Regions from separate parts of the Homo sapiens genome. Here regions 1, 3, 4 and 5 are each linked to region 2. The links are chromatin contacts, found by Hi-C or POLR2A ChIA-PET in ENCODE. All regions are on one chromosome and are shown on one strand. The core of a region is the stretch at or near the end of the contact, and the rest is flanking DNA. Distances in the headings are between cores, read along the strand shown. Region 1 overlaps ARID1B (AT-rich interaction domain 1B). Region 2 holds the start of ZBTB2 (zinc finger and BTB domain containing 2). Region 3 holds the start of FBXO30 (F-box protein 30). Region 4 has its middle 79 kb from the start of ARID1B. Region 5 holds the start of SHPRH (SNF2 histone linker PHD RING helicase).

Evidence for each region. Hi-C counts contacts between places; a loop is a spot of excess contacts on that map. ChIA-PET counts read pairs that join two places held with the same protein, here RNA polymerase II (POLR2A). Pooled maps may share reads with other maps.
Region 1: a loop to region 2 is called in a map of CD8-positive, alpha-beta T cell, with 7 times the contacts of the local background. The contact joins the enhancer-like site here to the promoter of ZBTB2 in region 2. A Hi-C loop is called at or near these places in 1 of 168 maps with a recorded cell type or tissue (CD8-positive, alpha-beta T cell) and 8 of 50 pooled maps. POLR2A ChIA-PET finds 5 or more read pairs at or near these places in 1 of 52 experiments (T-cell).
Region 3: a pooled map shows a loop between it and region 2 (13-fold over the local background). The contact joins the promoter of FBXO30 here to the promoter of ZBTB2 in region 2. A Hi-C loop is called at or near these places in 9 of 50 pooled maps. POLR2A ChIA-PET finds 5 or more read pairs at or near these places in 2 of 52 experiments (CD4-positive, alpha-beta memory T cell and T-cell).
Region 4: a loop to region 2 is called in a map with no recorded cell type, with 6 times the contacts of the local background. The contact joins the enhancer-like site here to the promoter of ZBTB2 in region 2. A Hi-C loop is called at or near these places in 2 of 37 single-sample maps with no recorded cell type and 7 of 50 pooled maps.
Region 5: a pooled map shows a loop between it and region 2 (19-fold over the local background). The contact joins the promoter of SHPRH here to the promoter of ZBTB2 in region 2. A Hi-C loop is called at or near these places in 11 of 50 pooled maps.

Annotation. Positions count from the first base shown.
Region 1 is chr6:157,019,630-157,022,350 of GRCh38, forward strand. The region is part of intron 4 of ARID1B (AT-rich interaction domain 1B); the gene reads left to right. Among named protein-coding and RNA genes, the nearest start is that of MIR4466, 240 kb to the left of the region's middle. RefSeq lists silencers at 1,737-2,256, 2,557-2,646. Within about 2 kb of position 1,407, at least 40 of the 41 ENCODE cell types and tissues checked have a DNase peak (open chromatin) inside an H3K27ac peak, as active enhancers do; they include CD8-positive, alpha-beta T cell, where a contact is called at or near this core.
Region 2 is chr6:151,390,240-151,392,939 of GRCh38, forward strand. ZBTB2 (zinc finger and BTB domain containing 2) reads right to left here and starts at 1,320. Exons shown (of 3, transcript NM_020861.3): 1 at 1,181-1,320. It overlaps LOC124901232 (translation initiation factor IF-2-like), which reads left to right. Exons shown (of 3, transcript XM_047419613.1): 2 at 1-233; 3 at 466-2,700. The coding sequence ends at 1,365. RefSeq lists silencers at 1-811, 892-1,281, 1,292-1,351 and an enhancer at 1,333-2,205.
Region 3 is chr6:145,813,408-145,816,107 of GRCh38, forward strand. FBXO30 (F-box protein 30) reads right to left here and starts at 1,388. Exons shown (of 3, transcript NM_032145.5): 1 at 1,196-1,388. All of the region lies in intron 1 of EPM2A-DT (EPM2A divergent transcript), which reads left to right. RefSeq lists enhancers at 797-1,351, 2,409-2,478 and a silencer at 1,029-1,568.
Region 4 is chr6:156,696,974-156,699,682 of GRCh38, forward strand. No RefSeq gene overlaps it. Among named protein-coding and RNA genes, the nearest start is that of ARID1B, 79 kb to the right of the region's middle. RefSeq lists enhancers at 89-138, 1,879-2,118. Within about 2 kb of position 1,443, at least 6 of the 41 ENCODE cell types and tissues checked have a DNase peak (open chromatin) inside an H3K27ac peak, as active enhancers do.
Region 5 is chr6:145,962,910-145,965,609 of GRCh38, forward strand. It overlaps SHPRH (SNF2 histone linker PHD RING helicase), which reads right to left and starts at 1,449. Exons shown (of 30, transcript NM_001042683.3): 1 at 822-1,449. RefSeq lists enhancers at 966-1,095, 1,206-1,425, 1,337-2,324, 1,876-1,925.

The DNA.
Region 1 (2,721 bases), core at 157-2,656, 5.6 Mb after region 2:
CCATTAAATGTTGGTACTCCTGAAGGTTCTGTTTTAGGCTCTATCGTCCTTTGTGATGCCTTTTTATGATAAAACTCAGTCATCCACGCTCACTCAACTGTCATCTAATTGCCTGCGAATCCATGTTCTTTAGTCTCCTGCAACTTGTGCCATGACCTGTATTTCCTGCTGCCAGCGGGTCACCTCCGCGGATATACCACAAGCATGTCAAATTGCCGAGGACACAACCATGCCATTCATTCTTCCCACCAAGCCAAAAGAAAATCTGGGTGTATCTGGACGACTCCTGTCTTCCCCTTCATATGCAGCCATTATGTTTCTAGAGCTAGAACCATCTGAAAATCTTAAGTCCTTTAGGGTTTTTTCGCCCCCTGCCTTTCTCTTTTAGCAAAGATAAATAAAAAGTGAAACAAATTGGCACAACTTGGAGGATGAAGAAGTAGCAAAAGACAAAGCTGTTAGAGGGATAGGAGAAAGTCATTTCAGGAAGGAGGGAATAGACATAACAAGCAAATTTGCCGTTCAGGAAATGTTTTATTTAAGAAAATTAATAATATTTAGAAAATAAATTGGATGGAAATAAATTTTTAACATTCCTTCTCTGATGAAGAACTGACCTAAAATGTAGTTAGTTCTTTATTCTTGCTTTTTAACCTTGTAGATAACATCATGTTAGTCATTTACCCCCATACAAGTTGAGCACTCTGTAAGGGATGTAATTTAAACATGTCTCAAAACCAAAAACCAGTCCATGGGCAGATCTTTTTATTGCGATAATATATAACTACATAACTGTAAATTGGAACCTAAAAATATATATTTAATATGAAATTAATTTTTTTTAATTAACCCAAACTTTAACTTTTTTATAAGGGGTTGTGTTTGAATGCTTTAGCCACTAGGCATGTGTTTTTCTTTCTGATGCTGTTGGAGCTATAAATAGTAGGTAGAACTGAATGAGATGGCATCACATAAACAACAGCCTAGCTTGGTCATTTCTCCTACTCAGATCGCGAGTCAAAATATTAAACAGTGGTGGTTTCAAACTATATGTAATTTCCTCAAAATTATGCTTCTCTAATATTTTTTCCATCGCTTTTTCCTCACCAAAGATTTGTTACCTCTCCCCTTATATAACTCTTGGTCATAACTCAATAAATTATTTTTTTAAGGAGTGGTACGTGAGTTTATGCTGTACGTGGTTTCTTTGGCTGATCTACTTGAGTCCTTAATTTTCTTACAAAAAGTAACCTGGAACTTATGGCTAGAAACGATACATTCTTACAATATTAATGGCCGAAGGAACGTTACTTCTTTGCAGAATTCGATAAAGAAATGAGAAATTCGGGGACCCGGAAACTTTTAGCGCTTGCCCTGAACAGCGGCCCGGAATCTCCCGCCCACCCGTCCCTGCCCGGATGCCTGCGCGGCGGCGGCGTCCTTCCCTCCTCGGCTGCGCTTTTACTCTTGGTCAGGGCCCGCTTGAGAGAGGGGGATTTTAGAGAGAGGGTGTGAAGGACGCAGGACCGCTTTCAGGCCGCCAGCTCTCAGGCCTCGCTTTCCGGTCCTCACTGCGCGTCCACACCTCGCCTTGGTTTCTTTTGTTTTATTCAAGCCCCGGCCCCGCGGTACAGCGGGGAGACTCGCCCGCGCCCACGGAAGAAGCCGAGCTCCTCCGAAGGGAGAACCAGTGATTCCACGGACCCCGGAATCCCCCGGGAGTGGGACCACCAGGCAGCGGGCGGAATTAACCCTGCCGCGGAGGCGCTGGGCGAGGATGAGGGCGGCGAGCGCGGAGGGGACCGAGTCACACAGCAGCCCGGCGGCCTCTGCCGGCAGGCCCCGCTCGCTCCTTTCGGCCCGACCCGGGCGGGGGTTCCGGTGCCGCCCTCCCTACCCCGCACGTAGGCTCGTGGGGGCGGGGACAGGGGGACGAAAACAACCGCGTCCTCAGCCTGACTGAACAGGCTCGGACTCCTCCGACGGCGCCGCGCCGCGCACAGATGAGCCTTTGTGGGACCCCGCGGAAGGAGGCGCCGGCCGCAGCCACATTCCTTTCCGGGCAAGCGCGGCCGCCGCCTGCAGGCACCGTCCGCCCCGCGCGCCCGCAGGCTCCTCCTGGAGGCGGGAGGCGGCGGCCGCTCGCACAGCGTGTTTTCTAAAGTTTCTGCTGACACAGCTTCGCGTACACATGAGCCGGCGCGGCCAGACTCACGCAGGCACCGAGTGTTTCCCCTGCGCCGTCTCGCGCCGCCGCCCCGCTACCTCGCCGCGCGCCCCTAACCTCTGCGTCCCGCGTGGCGCGCCCAGCGCTTAAGGTTTTATTTTTCCCCTACTTCCTTTGGTGCATCTCTTTCCCCCTCTCAAAACCACCACCCAAACTTAAAGGCTGGATGAGTTGGAACCCGTTCGCGTAATTAAAACGAGTGGCTGACGGTGGAAAAGCCAGGAACTACAGACGAAGGACGCCAGCAGGGCCGCGGAGCCCAGGCCGCCAAGAACAGGGCGGGGAGGCGGGGCGGGGCCGCGGAAGGGGGCGAGGTGGAGGGGCGGGGCCGGCGGGAGGTGGGCGGGGCGAGGCTGGCAGGCCGCCGCCATTGGCTGTTACCCGACGCACCGAGGCTGGGCGGCTTAGCCAGGCACTTGGATTCTATTTGTGTAATAGCTGCTTCTTGGAGCCAAGTGCATGCTCATCAACCTTCCTTGCTGGGAAAACCAACT
Region 2 (2,700 bases), core at 70-2,569:
GCCCGCCTGAGCGCGCCGCAACAGCCACCTCGTCCCACCCGCCCCGGGGCGGGGCCGGGGGCGCGGCGCCGGGGCCCTCTGGCCCCCTCCGGTCTCGCCGGCCCCGCCCCCTCCCTGTCCCCGTCCCCGAGGGGCTGAGGGGGAGGGAGGGGCGACGCACTCCGGCCGCGTTGCACGCTCGCCGCTTCCCTCAGTCCCGCGTGCGCGCGCGCGCTCGCCCCAAGTCCCGCGGAGTTTAACACAATGCCGACGCCTACGCCGTGCGCAACGCCCCGGCCGGCGCAACAGCCCCGGCGCCGGGGGCGGGGGTGGCCCAGACAGGGAGAGAGGGAGAGGGATGAGCGCGCGCGAGAGCCGGAGACAGCGCGAGACCCGAGGAGGCCGGAAGCGCGCGTGCGCGCCCCCGCCCGCGAGCGGGAGGCGGAGCCGCAGCAGTAGCGGCAGCAGCTGTAGGAGCCGCTGCAGCTGGGAGAAGCGCCAGAGAGGCCGGGCCTGCTCCGGTCGGACCGGATCCCTCCCCTCCCCCTCCCTCCTCCCTCCCCTCCCCCAAACCCACTTCCGCAGCTCGCGGCCTTGCCGCCGAAGCAGCAGCGGCGGCAGCAGCAGGAGGCGGCGGCGAGGCGTCGGAAGGATTACGCACCTGACGGGCCCGCCTCTGAGGGCTCCAGCGCGGGACGCTCACCGGCCGCCGCCGCCCAGGGCGCACTTCGCGGTGGCGGCGGGAAGGGAGGGACCGGCCACGGGGAACCGAACGCGAATCGCCCCCCTCCCCTTCCTCCCTCCCACCCTCCCTCCGATCCGCCGCCCGCCCTCTCGGCTTCCGTCCCCTCCCCCTCCCACAAAACCCCGGATGGAGGCGCCGCCGACTCGCCGCCGCCTGGCTCCGGGGGATGGTTTTGTCAAGCGGCCAGAGCCCCGGCGCCAGGCGCAGCCGCCGCCGCCCCCGCGAGGCGCCCCTGCCCTCGCTTCCCAGAACCGGGTCCCCGAGTGGCCCGGGCCTTCCGCCTGCCTGCACCCGTAGCCCTGGTACGAGGGTCATTCGTCGTCTTTGTTGCCACCGCCTCTGCCGGAACCGTTTGCGAGCTCCGGTGGCCCCCGCCCCCCCACCGCCTTCCCGGACCCTGGGCTGGGGGTGGCACGTGGGCACCGGCCCCGGGAGGCGGAGGCGGTGCGCGCTTACCTGTCGCCGGTGCTGCTGCGGCGGGGGGTGTGGAGGAGGCGCCTCTGGGCAGCCTCGGCCGTGCTGTCCTCCCCGCCGCCGCCGCCTCTGCCTCTCGCTGCTGCTGCTGCTGCTGCCGCCGCGGTCGGTGTCTCCGGCGCGGCGGCGGCGGCGGCGGCGGGGCTTTTCCTGTCCGGTTACGTTAAGGTCACATGACCGAGAGAGCGGAGAGACTAGTGCAAAGAGGCTGCGAGCGGCTCCCGCCGGGGGGGAGAGGCGGCGAGAGAGCAGTGGCGGCAAGAGCCCCCTCCGCCCCCCCCCCAGCCGCTCCCCTCCCCCCGCCCGCCTCCGCCTCCTGCTGCTCTGCCGCCGCCGCCGCCGCCTGCAGCACTCCACTGCCGCTCCCACCCAGGCTCCGCGCTCTGCTCCAGCCAAACTTCTGCAGACCATGTGCAGCCGAGGCGAGGAAACTTCTCTCCACCTATTGGGGCTGGAGGCCTGAGTCACAAGCCCCTTGTTTACATAAAGTGTTTAGGTAGCACAAGTCCTTGAGATGCTCGGGGTAGAGATGGAGAGCCACTGCTCGTATCCTTCTGCCGGCTTCTGCTTGAGATCTCTTGGCCTTTACCCTTGTCCCTTGACTTTTCGTGTTTGTTTTAATCTTTAAGACTTGAAATGGAGTGGCCTTTAGAACCGGGGAGATACTGTAAACCAGCAGTATCTTTGTGTCACCAATGGTAACTGAAAGTCATGCTGAAGTACAGATTCCTGTAGCGTGCACAGAGGCAGAGGTGCTTCCTTTACCTTGCAGATGAGTTGAGCGGCGTAAGATGTTTCTGTTAGGGTTGAATTTCATGGTTATTTCAGCAACGATTTTCGTTTTTGAAGTTTTGGCCCCCCCAAAAATGAAAGTCTGCAACGCATGTTTGTTAAGAGAACAGTTTATTCTCCTGTTAGGTTTTGGTCTTTGAGGTATGGATTCCAGAGTTGGCTATTCTGTTAGATTTAGAGGTGTGGAAAATCTTTTAACGGGGAGATCCTGAAACACGGAAACATGGCAGGGAAGTTAGAATTTCCTGATGGTCATTTTTAACATTTTAAAGTTTACTTTTTGGTTGTTGCCATTTTTCTAGAATCCGTGTCTTTTTTGGGGAAATACAGTCCTTTGAGGACTAGAATTTAATGATTTCTTTACACATCTAGGATTTTTTGAGATTTAGAAAGGATATGGCTTTATTCCTAAGGAAGTGGAGGCAGCAGTTTCTAGGATACTCTGGTTTCAAGGCATGCTAACTTGGTTGTGATGTCTAACCCATTTTGGTTTACACAGTCTGACCACTAGCACAATGCCTGGCACATAGTTTACAAATCATTTAAGGCAAGCTTACCATCTTAAGACAATTTAATACATAGAAGTGTCCCTCCTAAAAATCTGAGTTTGATTTAGAAATCCAGTTATACCTGCAGGTACTGATGACTAATTCCTTCTTTGAAGACAAAATAAGCAGCTGTGTAGCTTCAGTGGCTCTCAAATGGATAAT
Region 3 (2,700 bases), core at 138-2,637, 5.6 Mb before region 2:
ATCCCCAATTAAACTTTTGTGATGAGAAACAGTGACTAAGCATGAAGAAGAGTGATTCAGCGGAAACCGCATATTGAAATCTAACCCTCTGAAAAATCCTAAAGGTTTATTTTATGCTACTCTTTTCCTTTTGCCATGTCAACAATTGGACTGCTTTGGAAAACCTTAGTATGAGCAAATGCAAAACCTGTTAATATAATTTCCATAGGTCTCTAAAGAACAAACAGTATTGAAATTTAGCAAATGGAAATTAAAATTTAAAAAGTTTGGGATTTTGTATTAAAAGATTTTAAATTAATCTACACCGATATCAGAATGCCCATAAATAACTTCATCTTGGATCAGAGTCAACGAAGTAATCATGGAATAAAAGGTCAATTCGTTCCCAAGCATCTTTTATCTGGGACTTACAACAGGGCTCAATAAGAAAAACAAGAGAAAGGGAGAGGGAAATGGAGTACTAGGACATTGGTAAACACATACTGTTTTGCCTCTTTGCCTCTATACTCCCAAATATACCCGTTAAAAACATACTGGCAGATTACTTTGAATTCAGCACGCGCTCTATAAACCCCTTCCAAGCAAAGGAGTTCCAAGGCGCAGGTCTTGGAACAACACAAATAACCTCAGGTCTGCAAAATAAGGAAGTTCCCCTTTAATAAGGACCGAGGCTAAGGCTAAGATCCTCTCACTTCCATGAATGGCAAAGTTACCAACTTTGCTCATCCCGTGCAGACAGTGGATGATGCCTCCCCAGTCTTACTTTAAGCCATTTGTCCCCAAATAACCCAAGTTTCTAAAAACCAGACGGAACGAGAAGCTTAGGGTTCCCTAAGTTTAACTCCTCCTTCGTCCCTTCCCAATACAAAGACACACAAACTGGGGGGGACACGGAGGTCGGTGCCCTCGAGGCTTAAGTCGCCATTTGCTGACCTCAACGGCTGGCCCGGCATGCGGCCCGGCGAGGACACGAGCGCGGCGGACGCCCTCTCAGGGCGCCCGGACGGCCGACCCGGGACGCGCATGGACCGGGGTCAGCCGCCTTTCCTCTGCTCCAGGCCGGGCCCGTCAACCCCACGGCCGCCAGCGCCAGCGCCTCGGTCCCGGCCGCGGCCTCAAACTGCCCGGCCGCTGCCTTCGTCCCCGCCGCAGCGCGGACGGCGCCGGCCTCCCCTGCGGGCCTCCCGTCACTCACCGGCCGGCGCGGCCGAACCGCGGCCCAGGCCCTAGCTGCCCTGGACGCCGTGCCCAGCTGCTCCGCTCTGTCCCGGCGACGCTCCGTACCCCACACAGCCGTCCGAACCGCCTCCTCCGCCCCTCTTCCCCAGCCGGGCCGCCGCCTTTTCTCTTCTCCCGGCCTGCTCCAGAGGCAGCCACCCTCCTCGCGCGCCCCGCCCCGCTGCGCCCCGCCCACCCGGCCCGGCTTCTGCCGACAGCTGGGCGGGGACGCGCACGCAGTCCCGGCGGGGACGCGCACGCCGCCCTCTGACCCCGCAGCGTCGTGGCTAGAGTAGGGTCTGGAGAGAGCTCCCACTGTGGCGAGTCCTGTCGTTGGATTCCCGCGGCGCCCCGTAAGGCTCCGCCCCGGCGGTGCTACCAAACCCTGTTCGATTTTAGAATCGTACATTCCCAGAGGGAATCCTAGACCCCTCATTTTACAGTTGAGGAAACAGGCCCAAGTAGCATGACTTGTTCGCGCCGCTAGTCGAAGGAGCAGCAGCCCCGATCCCTTGACTCTGGGGCACTGCTTTCCCTTTAGCTCATTTTTGGAGGAAATGGGTGCGCCCTTGCTCGACCTTTGGTGATTGCCGCCACAGGCCTTCCCGCCGGCTAACTCAGCGTGCCCAAGTCCCGTGACTTAGTGCCAGGACGGTGCTGTGACCCGTTATCCCCTGTCGGGTTTTACCTCCCCCCGGGAGAGCTCAGCCCTGGATCCCGGCGGGCGGCGGAGCCTCTCTGGAGCCCGGACGGGACAGCCCACCAGGGTCTGCTTCTGTGAGGGGCCGAGGCGTCATTCCGCGAAGGTAATTAGCTGGGGAGGGGACTTGAAGCCGCTTTTGCAGTGTACCTTACATATGACTGGGGAGTAAAGAAATCCCACAGGGCTGTATCAAAGAATGGATGGATGTCCACGCCCCCGCTACCACCACCAAGCCTTGGTCTACGGCCGAGGGACAGTGATTCCGAGCTCTGGGTGTTGGGAGCCGCTCACCCGCCCCCACCCCTCTGTCGGGGACTCCTGCCCACCCCGTCGCAAGAGAATTACAACAAAGGAAAGATGGTTGTAATCCTGGCAGTGGGGATGGGGGCAGAGCCAGGAAAACACTGTTGTCATCCTTTTTGTGGCTGCATCTTTACCCCTTGCTGTTGTGCTTTGGGAAAGAGAGCTCACACATAATTTGCTATCCTACAGAGAAAGCCTGTGGGTTTTTCAGATCCGTAAATTAAACAAAACAAAACAAAAACTGAGTTAGGAACTTAGATTACAGAGTAAAGGTTGATTCCTTAAATGATTAACTTTTTGAAAAATTATCTGTTCCCCTTATTTTGCCTGATTTGGCTGTAGACAGGCTCTGGTCCTCGGTTCAGACCTTGAGAGCCACTGTCCAGAGAGCTACATGGTCAGGATGGGGAAACAGGCAGGATGGCCCAGTGGGAGAGGATGTAGGTGCTGCTACACTATAGCCCCGCTCAATGCTC
Region 4 (2,709 bases), core at 193-2,692, 5.3 Mb after region 2:
GCTGGCTATCAGTTCTATTTCATTTGAATGGCCAAGATTCTCTCACAGCACATCAGGTCTCTATTAAAATTAATTATGATCAGACTCTATCCATCCATCACTTAGGGAGAAAAGATGACAGAGGTGTCCCTCCAAAGTCATCCTGGCCACTCCTGGAGGTGGAAGATTGCTCTGGGGCCCAATGTGACGTGTCTTCACTCTAATCATCAAATATTTTTAAATATTACTCAATAATCTCTAAGAAACTACAAAAAGGGAGGTCATCAATGTGAGTTCTGCCCCCAAAATCACTTAAAGTCCAAACTTGGCAGAGAAGAGAGGCCCCATCACTCTGCACCTGTTCCCTAGCCAGTTCTCACGGCCCAGGGCAATTTCCCCTTTCACTTCCCCTCAAGGGGAATGTACCGCCAAGCACTCCTACCTGGTTTGACATCCCATGTTCATGGCTGGATAATGACAGAGCCCTTCATGAATTCTATGGCATGCAGTATCTTCTGCTCTGCCATGTTCAGGGAGGAGAGAATACACATGCACAGCTGAAATCCCCTAGACAGTTACCATGTATCTATCTCCGTTCAGTGAAACAAGCCTGCAGAATGCTGTGAGCATTCTTTGTTCTTCTTCCTTTTTTGCAGATGTAAGAAAACCTAAGAAAGGGAAGCCATGTCCCTACCAGTAGGAACGCTTTCAAAGGAAGGGAAGGATGTGACAGCTGGGTGCCAGGCATGGTCCTAGAGAAACTGACATCCATTTTGTACTTTAATCCACATCAGGACACTTCAAGGTAGCTGATATTGTCTTCAATTTGCAGATGAGGAAAGAGATTAAAGAAATTAAGTGATATACGTTGGGTCATGTGGATGATAAATCATACACCAGGATTTGAAGTAAGCTTCCTCTGATTCCAGAATGTCTTCTAAGAATCTGCTACACTGCAACGTGCCTTTGGGCTGGTTAGTTACTCCCTTGAGTCCAAGCTTGGTTATCTTCCTTAATAGCTCCCTCTCTGCCCTGGATCCTATTTTTAAAAAACAACAGCTATAAAAAGTTACCCTACCAGATTAAAAAAGTCACCAATCTACAACAATTAAAACAGAACGGTGAGCAGTAAAACAGCAGTTCAAATATAAACTCAGGTGTGTGATAAAAGGAGCATTTCAGATCAATGGAGGACAAGAAGATTGTTCTATAAATGGTATTGGAAAACCTGGTTAGTGAAACAATTAGTAGATGCCCAATAAGTGTTTGTAATTTGTTTTACTGTAAAATTAAATGAGATAACACATGTTCTCCAGCTTCCGCAGTGACTGCTAAGAAAAGAGAGTCAGTGTAACTTTTTGAGGTCTGGACTTCCTAAGTCTCTCATCTAGATAGCACCCAGACCTTCATTCCTTAAAAAAATCTCCTACAATACTTTCAAATTTACAAAGTGCTTTCACTACCCCATTAGTGCAGGGCAGGTGTTCTTATTCTCACTTTCTATATATGGACACTGAGACTCAAGAGAGGTTACAATCGCAGCTGGCGTGGCCGTGTGAAACTTAAAGACGGCTTCCTGGTTCCTCGTGCCATGGTCTTAACACTAAACTCTCTATATATAGTCTCTCCCCACCCCCACCCTCATGTTCACACCACAAAATTTAACAATGGAAAACAAATAACATCAATACTTTACCAAGAGCACAGTAACTAGGTTAATTTCTATGTAATCCCAATCAGTCTTTGCCCATAGCACACATTTTACAACATTATCGTCATAGTTTAATTACAATTTAGTGGCCCATTTTCCCACTTAACAATGCTGTTTACAGTTTTGTAGCAAATGACTGATGTGCATCTTTCCTGTCTCTTGCACACTTCTCTTCTTTAAAGTCATCCATGTAAATCTCCATCTCTAATCCAATTGCTCTTAAATGAATTTCGTTCACTTGAGTGACTGCATTCAGTTGTGTTCCCCTTTACAGGCAGTCATTTATCGCTCTTCCCCCAGCAAGAAGTCCTGTTTCTTTTCCCAATCCATAGGTGACTTTAAATGTTGTTTGGTTTCCTGGGCTTTCAGGATTTCTCTCCTGCAGGTGAACCGCCAGGAGCTCTTCTTCTGCAGGTTCCTGCCTAGGTGTGAGCAGCATAAGGAACTGTCTCTTGCCTTCTTGGAGTTTATGACTATGGCACTCCTGTTAAGGAATCACTCCTCACTCCTTTTTTAACCTGTGGCTTTCCAATTTCACTTCCCCAGGCCAGTCATCACTAAAACCATGACTCACCCCCATGGTTTCCTCTCTGGCAAGGGAGAAATTTCAAACCTGAACATTTTCATCACCGTTATGTATACAGTATGATTCACGGAGACTCTATTAGCGTATTAAGTAAGTCATTATTTTCAATCGTCTACACTGTATGTTAAAAAACAGAGGCATTTTACTGCATACTTAATGTTCTATTCCCCCCATTTAGTAGATGGAAATGGCCTCATAGAAACATATCTGACTCAACCAGTCTCTGTTTGGAAACAATATAGAAAGAGACACAGAAAAGATACATTTTTTGGTCAGTGCCTGTCTTAAATGCTCCATAAGGTCAAGTTCAGTCAACTTGAAATAAGGAGTTATGGGGTCTTAACAAAGTAGCGCTCAAATAGTCTGTCAATAAATATCTATTGAATGTCAGCACCCAACTCTGTAGAAATGGCTGAAGGGAAATGCTGCTAAA
Region 5 (2,700 bases), core at 199-2,698, 5.4 Mb before region 2:
ACTTTAAAAATGCCCTCATAAGAAGCTTTTTCACCAGCAAATTGTTTCCCCTAAATCTTACTGGCCTAAACTCTTAATAATAAAAGTTTTGTTTTAATAATTCTGTAAGTCCAGCTCCTTTCGGGTGGACAAAGAGGATATACAAGAGCATCTCTCAAAAGTAAACTATTTTATTCTCAATTGCCAGCTTACTGGTTAACTGGTCCTTTAAAGCTCTAGAAAGTGCAGGTTATCGAGCACAGACATAATCATTACAATACTGCTCAGGACTGCTCTGTCTCCAGCATGTTTACTAATCATAAACTAAATAGTCTTTTTTGTGACAGTAGAGATATCATGGATCGTTTCTATTCAAGAGTTTCATCATTCCTACTAATGCCCACTGGAATAATTTAAAGTAACAGTAATAACTTTATCTTATTTTGTTCAGAAAAAGCCCCAAGTTCCTTAAGTTCCTTAAGTACAAGTTGGAAGGCATCAAACATCTCGGATTTCTACCTCGTGCTAATGTCAAACTACTTGGAAAAAGGGCACAAGCTTCCTGGTCATTATTTAACTGATCATTATACAGTGACTATTAATCATCAAATAACACCCTATCTTCGTTCATAAACATAGCAACTACCAGTCAAACTGTACAATGTCAAAGAGTGGTTCTGAATTCGAATGTAATTAATCTGGCTCCAAAGGTAACGGAGAACTTTGAGTGGGACTGAGAAACCTCTGCCTCCCCTTTTACTAATACAATGCCGCGCACAAAGAAGGGAGGCGGCGACCCAGTTCCAGCCTCCGGGGGTAGATCTGCGGCGCACGGTACCCACTCAGTTATCTTCCGAAAGACCCACAAGCGGCTCCCGGAGTCTGAGCGGGGCTGTCAGCGCCGGATCGCTCCCAGCAGGCCGAGCAAACAAGCGACCGCGAGGCCAAGGAGCGTGACGACGGACTCCCGGATCCTAGTGTGTTGGACGCTCGAGACAAACACCGCAGGCCCCAGTGCATGAGGAGAAGCACAGCCTCCTTTCCCACGACCCCACTTTATCCCCGGAGGGACGTGGTGGTCCGAAGTTCGCTAGTCCGGGATCGGGAAGAGGTGGGGAAGACTCGCGCAGCGGCTCCCTCTCAGCCCTTGAGCTTCCCGGGCTCCAGGACAACCAGCGTCCTCCCTCCCTGGTCCCGGAGGCCAAAGACCACCTCCCTCCCTCCCTCCCGACCTCTGACCCCTGACCTTCCATCACCCAAGCGCCTACCCAAGCTGGTTCTCCGAGCCTCTTGAGTCTGTTTGCACCAGGCCTGCGCTCCTCTACAGACCCAGCAGATCACGGGCACGCATTCGCCACCCACCGAACATGGGCTTGAGGTGGGCACGAGCGCTTTTTGCCGGAACGTGTAGGGGTCCCCCGGGAGACCCAGAAACCACAGCGCCTAGCTGCCGGGCGCGCGCTGTAGCGTGGGGTCAAGGCGAACGCGCTCGTCAGAGCACCCCGCCCCCTTTCTCCTGCGCTGGCTTCATGAGTCTCTTCTGCGCAAGTTCACACTGTTAAAAACTTGCTGAGGATACAGTGGAGTCTCGCGATAGCTCTGCCCCACGCCATTAGAGAACACAGGATGGCCGAATGCCCGAAGTAGGGGGCGGGGCTCCCCTTGAAGCGAAGGGCGTGTGTGATTTGTATCTCTAATAAAAAGGCAGGGGCCAGGAGCGGTGGCTCACGCCTGTAATCCCACCACTTTGGGAGGCCGAGGCGGGCGGATTTCCTGAGGTCAGGAGTTGGAGAACAGCCTGGCCAAGATAGCGAAACCCCGTCTCTACTAAAAATACAAAAATTAGCCGGGCGTTGTGGTGCGCGCCTGTAGTACCCGCCTGTAGTCCCAGCTGCTCGGGAGGCTGAAGCAGGAGAATGCTTGAACCTGCGAGGCAGAGATTGAGTAAGCCGACATCTCCCCACTGGGTGATAGAATGAGACTCCGTCTCACAAAAGAAAAGCAGAAAAGAATTCTGCAAAAGCATCTATTTTACTGCTATAAAGCAGCCACTAAGTAGGTACGAATAAAGCTTCTCCCCCTCAAAAACAGACTTTAAAGGGAAATGTGAATAAATATTCAAAGATGAGAGAAACTATTAAATACATGTGTTGCGCTGAAGCTGGCCTTCCACTATTGGTCTTTTTTCCTCTCACCTCTTCCTCATAGAAGTGACCTTAATGTTGGAATAACTCTGAGAGGCTTCAGGGTCAGGAGCCTGTGAAATAACCCTCAGGAAACACTGGGGACTCAGTACTTAGTTAGTGAGTACCTAATAGCAGCTTTTCTGCTGTGGAGGCCTTTTGGGTTGTGTGACCACAGAAGCACTTGAACTAAGTTCTTGTCCAAGTGAATATCGGTTGTAGTTGTGTTAGACAGTCCAGGGTAGTCCATATTTTACTTAGTATATTCCTTTATCACAGATACGAAGCTGTTTCCATAAGCAAATCCCCGCCTCCTTTTATTTTGCTTCCCTTTATTGTACTTTGCAGATAATATGTTTTCCTATAAATTGAAGTTTTTTGGCAACCTTACTCAAGCAAGTCTGTCAGCATCATTTTTCAAGCAGCATGTGTTCACTTGCTGTTCATCTGTTATGGTGATCTATGATTAGTTATCTTTGATGTTACTATTGTAGTTTTTTGGGAGCATTACAAACTCTGCTCATAGAAGATGCTAAAC